2 separate regions of the Homo sapiens genome follow, and region 1 is linked to region 2. The links are chromatin loops, found by intact Hi-C in ENCODE. Cell type or tissue: PC-3. All regions are shown on one strand. Links, peaks and the distances in the headings refer to the core of each region. The heading gives the core; the rest is flanking DNA.

Region 1 (4,406 bases), core at 205-4,204, 160 kb after region 2:
TTCCTCCGTTTGTTTGTCCTTTTTTTTTTATTTTTTTTGTATAATAGTAGTTCATTGTATGGTTGTACCACAGTTTTTTGATCTATTCACCTTTTAAAGGACATTTGGATTGTTTCCAGTATTAAGTGATTGTGAATAAAGCCTCTAAAAACATTTGTATACAGGTTTTGCATGAACATAGGTTTTTATTTCACTTGGATAGTACCTAGGAGTGGGAGTGCTGGTTGTACCATACATTTATGTTTACATTTATGAAGAAACTATGGCTTCTTGTGTTTTATGCTGAAACTATGGCTTCTCGTGTTTTATGCTGAAACTATGGCTTCTTGTGTTTTATGCTCCCTGTGAGAAAACTGATGCCAGACTGATTCTTTTTCCCCTATCCTCTCCCTGGATGCTCTTAGTGACTTCTTCCCTCAGTTATTCTGAAATGAGATCGTGTCTATATACGAGTCTTTGGTTTCTCTTGGCACTCAGTAGGCCACATCAATATTGTGATTTTCTTCAGATAAAAGGATATTTTTTCCTATTTTTGATTATTTTCCTTGCCTCAGGCCCCAGTTACATTTATCTCCCCTTCTGCAATTCTTAAGACAGATGTTCTGATTTCTTCTTTCCTCAGACATTGCTAAAGGCTTCTTAGCCTCAATCCTCTCATTCTCACACTCTCCACATCCTTCCCACCTCTTTTCCTGAAGCTAACTCATTCGCTCACATAGCCTCAGGTGATTATCTCAGGTATTGAAATCAAATGCCTTCAGGGGCTGGGCAAGTAATGTAAATATGTCAAGGCAAAGTATAATACAATAGGGGAAGGTGAATGCATTCACATTCTATTTTTTAAAAATTCTATGCTAGCTAAATAATGCTTGTCATCAGAATGGATTAGGCCCAATGATATGATCAGGCCCACCTCTAAATCTGTGCCCCCGAGTCTTGAATCCGTATCTCTAGCCTTAATTGTTCCACACAACAGCTCTAGATTCCATATTCTTGGATTTTTTTCCCCTTAATAATATTTTATTTATATTTATTTATTTGTCTAGGTCTCACTCTGTCACCTAGGCTGGAGTGTAGTGCTTCAATCTTGGCTCACTCCAGCCTCAATGCCCCAGGACCAAGTGATCCTCCCTCCTCAACCTCCTGAATAGCTGGGACTACAGGCTCACTCAGCTAATTTTTGTATTTTTAGTAGAGAAGGGGTTTTGCCATGTTGCCCGGTCTGGTCTCGAACTCCTGGGCTCAAGCAGTCTGCTTGGCTCAACCTCCCAAAGTGCTGAGATTACAGGTGTGAGCCACCATAACCAGCCCATAATAGTAATTTAATATAATAACTCTCATCTCACACAGAAGTCCAACCATCATAATTATCTTCATCTAAAAACTGCCCTCTCTTCAGAGTTGTGTGATTTCTATTAATGGCACTAACAGGCTGCTGGCCTTAGCCTAGAAACCTTGAAGTACTTTGCCAAGTTTCTATTTCCCATCATCTAAATTCTGTTAGAGAATACATGCCTCCGAGTGTTTCCTCTAAACATTTCTCACACCCGTTTCTTTTTGTTCCCATATGCCTCCACTCTCAAAATTCAGTGCCCTCTCCTGCTCATGCCTCCAGAGCCTGTTTTACTCCAGCTGGAATGTCTCTAATCTGTGTATCTGCTGGATTAACTTGGTTTCTCTCCTTACATTTTTCCTTCACTGTAAAACCAATTGCAAATAACTGGTCAGGGGTGGTGGCTCACACCTGTAATCCCAGAACTTTGGGAGGTCCAGGGTGGGTGGATCCCTTGAGCCTAGGAGTTCGAGACTAGCCTGGGCAACATGCAGAAACCCTATTTCTACAAAAAATACAAAAATTAATTGGGTGTCGTGGTGCACACCTGTGGTTCCAGCTACTCCGGGGGCTGAGGTGGCAGGATTGCTTGAGCCCAGAAAGTCGGGACTGTAGTGAGCTGTGATTGCATCACTTCACTCTAGTCTAGGTAAATTACAGATAATACTAAGTAACATTTTTAAAACAAAGAAATAGTATATTTATAATCTCATCCCACCATGCTGACTCAGCTCTTTTCTCCTCATTCTCTTTTATGTACACAACACACACCTTTTACACAGTCACAATGAGGAGGTCTATATTTACAATGGGTGTTCTACATTTTTCACAAAACTATTCTTGTGACTCATCCATGTAAAGATACAGAGTTTTTATTTTTTAATGGCTTAGCTTTATACCAAATTAATGTAGCACAATTTACCTAATCATTTCTCTATTCCTGTACATTTAAGGCTGCTTCCACATTTTTGCTTTGCTGCTTTTACATATTAAACTGCCATGAATACGCAGATACTTTTTGATGCTGATAGAATAAGGGTGAAACATAAAAGGACACAGACAAATCTGTTTTAAAAATTACCAAGTATCAAAGGGATAAGAGCTGGAGTGAAGTACAGAGATTTTTAAATATATTTTCTTTTTCTGCCACTCTTCCACTTCAAAACTTGCAGTGATGACACATTGTCTGTAGCATCAAACCCAAACTCTTCAGTCCCAATGTCAAGGCATCCTTCACCTGGTCCTGTCATTCACCAAGTACCTCCACTGTGGCAAAAAATCCTACAGGGTTCAAATCCTTTCTCTATCACTTTATCACTTTCTCTAGGCTTCCTTTTTCTTATCCCTATTTCTATTTTTTTTTTGAGATCGAGTGTCGCTCTTGTTGCCCAGGCTGGAGTGCAATGGTGCCATCTTGGCTCACTGCAACCTCCGCCTCCCAGGTTCAAGTGATTCTCCTGCCTCAGCCTCCTAAGTAGCTGGGATTACAGGCGCCCGCCACCACGTCTGCCTAATTTTTTGTATTTTTATTAGAGATGGGGTTTCATCATGTTGGCCAGGCTGGCCTCAAACTCCTCACCTCGGGTGATCCACCCGCCTCAGCCTCCCAAAGTGCTGGGATTACGGGCCCCTATTTCTTACAACAGGTGTAAAAAATAAAGTGGAGGTTCCTCTTCAAAGAATTTCCTCCCCATTTAATTAGGAATAAATAGTAACTTGTCTTAGAAGCAAAATGTATTCAAAGACCTGTGCTTCTAAATATTTGCCCTGGCATGTTTGTACTGGCCCAAGCAAGCATTAGGTCATAGCCTGTTCCTCTTCCTTATTTAAAAGTGTTTTTACCTTTCTCAGCATTCCACAAGTTACTTCCTCCTTCTTTGTTCTCCTCTACATTTACCTCTTTTATAAAGTTCTAACTTGCTAGCCAATCAGGTCAAACACAGAATGTGAGGTCCCGTTCCAGCCAGTAGAAACCGGACACAACAGTAAGGTGGACGCATCAAGTTATAAATGACCCTGTCTCCTTTGTTTGGGGTACTGTCGTGGAAAAACTCCTGGCAAGTGTACCCTTTCTGCAAGAAGTAAAAATGGCCTTACTAAATAAATTAAATTTATGTCCAAGTGCTATTTTCTTTACAGCACTGAAGAACAAACATTTCAAACACAGGGAAAATAGCAGCATCTTTCTTGCTGAGTGGCTGGGAAAATAAGAAAAACTTAACCTTTAGCAGGTATTTAGTACAAGGCCTGGAACACAGGAAGTTCTCTGTAAATATGAGTTATTATTATTTCTAGCTATTATTTGATCCTCCTCTTTGGACAGGCCAGAGCAAGTTACAAGGGTAAACATGGGGCCAGGGATTAAATAGTAAGGCACAGCCCAAGACTCCAAGTAATTGCAAAAGGAGGACGTGGGTGAGGAGGACCAAGGAGAAGAAGCAGAAATGAGAGGAGGGGCTACCCAGAGCAGTCTCTATTAGGTGCTAGCTGTGTTATGTGTGTCTGGGTTCAAGGCAGAGGGTGAGTCAGGAAGCTGATGCTGCCTATATTCATGAGCCAAAGGCAGGGAATGTAACCCCGCAGTGGGTTCACTTTACCCGCTGCCTAGATAGAGCTGATTTATCAAGACAGGGGAATTGCAATAGAGAAAGAGTAATTCACACAGAGCCGGCTGTGTGGGAGACTGGAGTTTTATTATTACTCAAATCAGTCTCCCCAAGAATTTGGTGGCTGGAGTTTTTAAGGATAATTTGGTAGGTAGAGGGCCAGTGAGTTGGGAGTGCTAATTGGTCAGGTCGGAGATGAAATCATGGGGAGTTGAAGCTGTCCTTTTGTGCTAAGACAGTTCCTGGGTGGGGGCTACAAGACCATATGAGCCAGTTTATCAATCTGGGTGGTGCCAGCTGATTTATTGAGCGCGGAGTCTGCAAAATATCTCAAGCACTGATCTTAGATTTTATAATAGTGATTTTATCCCCAGGAGCAACTTGGGGAAGTTTAGAAACTTGCAGCCTCCAGCTGCGTGACTCCTAAAACATAATTTCTCATCTTCTAGCTAATTTGTTAGTCCTGT
Region 2 (4,406 bases), core at 252-4,251:
CTATGAGGCATCTATCCTGATTTAAGAAATAAAAATTTTTTGTATTCTAACATTCCATGAAAGCACATATATGTGTTTTCTACAATCTTTTTATTTAAAAAGTTCTCATAATTTACCAATGGAACATACTTTTTTCCTTTTAACTATTTTATGACTGGATAATACTTTTGAAATCTTATAAGAACTTTATAATAAGCTGAAGTTTCAAGAGTTTATAATTATCCTCTTCTGTTTTTCAGTTTCTTATCCTATCTCCAACTGTACCAGTTCAATATTAATCAGCTCCCGGACTGCTATTGTTATTTAATGCAGTCTGTCCAATAGTAGGACATCTCAGCCTTTTTGGAAGTAAGCTGGTGCATATATACATACACACATACATCCATACATGCATGAGTGTAGTAGTGACCATAAAAATAAATTCATATTTCTTATTCTTCAAATAAATATAGTTTTAAAGTGAGGCAACAGTGAGGTTAGATGACAAGTACTGAATTCTGAGGGGTGAGGTGTCAGGGAATTTTAAGTACCGTGATTCTACTAATGTTCTTAAAGCAACATCCTTGCATATAATCTCCTCTTCTACAAGGAAAAACCTTTTTACACCTCCCACAGGCACTTTTAGTGGCTCCCTCCTGTGTACTCCCTTAGCACATTGTACACACTCCTTATCAAGTCTTACTGTGTTGTAGTTGTTTATTTACAGGTTTATCTCTTTCACTAGACAGAATTCCTTTAGGGACAGGATGACGTCTTATTCACATTGGGTTCCCTAGTATATATCACAATGCCTACCACATATTTAACATTCAGCTAATGTTTATCAAATATAATGCCTTCATTCAATAAGCAATTTTTACAGTCAGGGAATCTAGGAGTGAATGTTGAATGAGAAAATTACCATAGATATCTTTTTTTTAAAAGCATACTCCATATTGCATTTTAAAAATGCTTTATAAATTGATTTATACACAGCCTCTCAGTAATGCATCCACTTGCATACATCATTAACTGGGCTAATTCAGAGTCATTATAATTAAGGCACATTGGGGTTCAAATTTATTAAGAAATGTTGAGACATATGAAAAGGCATAGAGTACTATGAGAAATACTCCTGTGCCCACCATCTAGTTTAAGAAATAAAACATTACTTGTATAGCTAAAGCTCTCTGTGTACCTCTCCCCAATTTCATCCCACTTCCATCCCCACTGTGCCAGAGGGTGCTGCTGATCATTCCAGTGCATTTCCTTACACTTTTACTACCTATGTTTATAATCCTGAATAATGTGTAGCATCTGAAAGATAACATTTGAAAATGTTACCTTTTAAATGGTGAAAATTAAGTTGTAATTTATTTTGATTAAAGAAGATAAATTGTCAGATTACATACCAAACTGACATTTATCATAAATTTTGAAAATATTTATTTTGTATAACAATTGGACAAGAAATATCTAGACTTCAGATGATTAAGTTTTTAGAACAAGGTGTATAGGCATTGGTGAGTGGCAGACAACAAGACAGCCAACTAAAAACAAAATCAGGTGTAGATAATTAGTTCTGACATTTTATAATTTGTGACAAAATGATTTTAAAATAAAGTTTATCTGTCTTAGTTTGTATCAATGAGGGAGATCCCCTGAAATGCAACCACTCAATCCCTTTGTCAGTATTTGGACAAATTACCAAAATATCTAGCCCTCTAAAGGCTTTACCCTATTTATAAATTGTAGTTTTTGGCCTCTGCCCAGATTCGGATGTTAGAAATTAGCCTAAAATCTGAGTCCTCATTGAAACAGATTTAGGTAGACTAACTGCTGAGCCTTTCCAATTCACATTGCTGTAATCTATTAGGTTTCATTGAATGAGACACATGAGGATGCTATAATAAAAACCTTTGATAAAGAGTCCCTAGAGTCAAGGGGTATGCTTAGGGCATTGTGTTTCTCTGTCCATAGAAGTGCTTACATAAGTTAAGAAAATACAAGCCAATCTCTTGTCAGACGTAGAAGTGGTATTCCTGAATATGGCTGTCCCATCAGGAAATTGAGTGGCCTGTGGCCAGAGGAGGTATTGTTTTCCTTTTAAGTTCTTTGTGTTCATGAAAAGGCTCTTTGATTCTCAGAATGTATTTGTTTCAAGGTAATTTACTTTGAATTCACTCATGCTCAGAAGTCTCCTGAAAACTTTTACTTAAACTTTTACAGTGTATGTTTTATAGGCAACCCACACCTGGATGAATTTCAAAGAGTCTTTCGTATGACATCTATTTTAATAATGAGCGCTTGGTTTCTAAAGCCTACCAGGTTCTATCATATGGAACCTTTAATTAATAGCAGTTACGTTTTCAAAACACTAACTTTACCTCTTAGTATCAAATCTTTCTTAATATGATTAAGAGACAAATGCATAGCTGTCAATTTTTGGTGAGGTGTTTCAGCTTCAAAGGAATTTGCCTGTTTGAAAGCTTTCTTGAAGTTTAGATATGCTGCCATCAGGTGGTAGTAATATGTCATATCCCTGTGGCTCTGCAGATGGCACTCTGCTAAAGGTCACCAGTTTACCCCACAAAGATTTATAATCATCAATGCACATAAGTGTGTATGGAAATTAAAATAACATAGTGTATCTGTTATTTTATCAACAGGAAGGATACTTTGAATGGAAATTTTAAAACAGATACATATGGCAAGATTCTACTGGACATTTTTTCACTGTTCTTGGTTTACTTTTTTGGTGAATGAAGCATTTTATTTTATGCCTTATAAATATTTAGAAAATATGGAAAAGTAAAATTTAAAACTTACCTAATTACACCCACCCAAATATAATTGCTATTAACCCTTTGCTTCATTTCCTTCCAGTCGTTTTTTAAATGCAATTTTTAGTAATTTTTGTTTCTGTTTTTTGTAGTGGAGTTGGATGGCAGGAAAAGGTATTTGGCTGTAGTAACATTGTGTATATAGCTTGTATACTTTACAACTTTTAAAATTATAAGCTTTTTATAACTACTTCATGACTTCTTACTATTCCGTTGATTGAAATTTTTCATAATTTATATAGTCCTTCACCTCTTAGTAGATAATGTATATTTCTAATATTTACAGTGTTCAGTATTTTATCTCTCCCTTTCATCCACTGCCTATCAAGAGGGCTATTATCGAATTGCATCTATGCTTGATTTTTGTTTCAACACAAAAGAATTTCTAGTTCATCTGAGTAGCTATTTTATATTTCCTCTATCACATTTTTTACTGCCAGAAAATTTGAACTCTCAGCTTTCAACTATGAATGTATAGTCTGTTATTATTTTCATATCATATGAATGAATTTGTAAATTGTACAAAGCCAGGTACCACATATGAAGATTTCAGGGCCTGTGATATTATGAAATGAAGCCATTATCTATATCCTGCCAAAATAACTTTTTCTTCTGTTTTTTATAGCATAAAACATTGCATTAAAGAGATACAGTCCGAAATTAACAAACAATGTCCAGGTGTGCAGCTGCAAACAACAACTGACTGCTTTGAATGGCTAACTAACTATAATTACAGTACATCTGAATCATCTTTCATTTCTCATGGAGACTTGATAAAATTTTTCAAAACACTGGTAAAATGAATTTTTATTTTATCATGGAGTGGGATGAGTAAACAGGGAATACAACTCATTCAATTTCTATACGTAAATATTTATTTGAGTGACCATATTAGCCTGCCATACATAGGGGTTTGTGTTTTTATGTTCCTATATCCCCAACATAATCCACTGAGCTATTTGTTTTAATTTTTAACTATGATTTTTATCAATAAAATAAAATTTTATATAAATGGAGATACAATATTATGATTCCTGGGTGATTTGTGGTATGATATATATCATATCAATACCACAAAATGTATTGATGTGTATCACAGCTGTCTACCAGAAAAGTTCATATTCATTATGTTTTGTATCCTTTCACTATTCATTTTTTATATGCTCATTATTAAAGCATAATAAGATCCCCATGTATTGTGTCTATTAAGTGGCCTTGACTATTATTCCCTGCATTCCTAACCTGCAGTCTAACCCAGTTCTTTTCAATCAAGGTAGCAATTTATGCAAGACCACCAAATGACAGAGAATTATTATGTTGGGTATTCTTAATATTGACCACCATCTATGCTAGAGAAGTTTTTGTAAACTTCAATAAGAACAGTGATTTTATCACACTTGTTTCTCCAAGGCTAGCTAGCTTGCAAAAACAGATTCCCAGAGAAGCAGCATAATTGTTAGAAAGCAGTACTTCTGTAGCTATGGTTTTAATTTAATTTAGGGAAAAAAAGGCACTGTTTTTGTCTAAACATCAAACATTGACTAAGACAGATGTGGAAAATATCTGGAGGTTGTAGATGGCTTA

The links. A loop is a pair of places that touch in the nucleus more often than their neighbours do. Peaks named below come from ENCODE experiments on the same cell type or tissue, not always from the same donor. Only the 100,000 strongest peaks of a DNase experiment are listed, where the experiment ranks them.
Region 1: it touches region 2 in a loop (4-fold over the local background); 1 of 110 quality-filtered maps calls a loop at or near these places.

What each region holds. Positions count from the first base shown.
Region 1 is chr5:94,365,790-94,370,195 of GRCh38, reverse strand. All of the region lies in intron 20 of KIAA0825, which reads left to right. Among named protein-coding and RNA genes, the nearest start is that of KIAA0825, 250 kb to the left of the region's middle. In PC-3, for the core only: no CTCF peak of the experiment used is centred there; no DNase peak of the experiment used is centred there; H3K27ac peaks cover 1,955 bases.
Region 2 is chr5:94,523,140-94,527,545 of GRCh38, reverse strand. KIAA0825 reads left to right here. Exons shown (of 21, transcript NM_001145678.3): 4 at 3,448-3,616. Among named protein-coding and RNA genes, the nearest start is that of KIAA0825, 93 kb to the left of the region's middle. In PC-3, for the core only: a CTCF peak has its summit at 2,493; no DNase peak of the experiment used is centred there.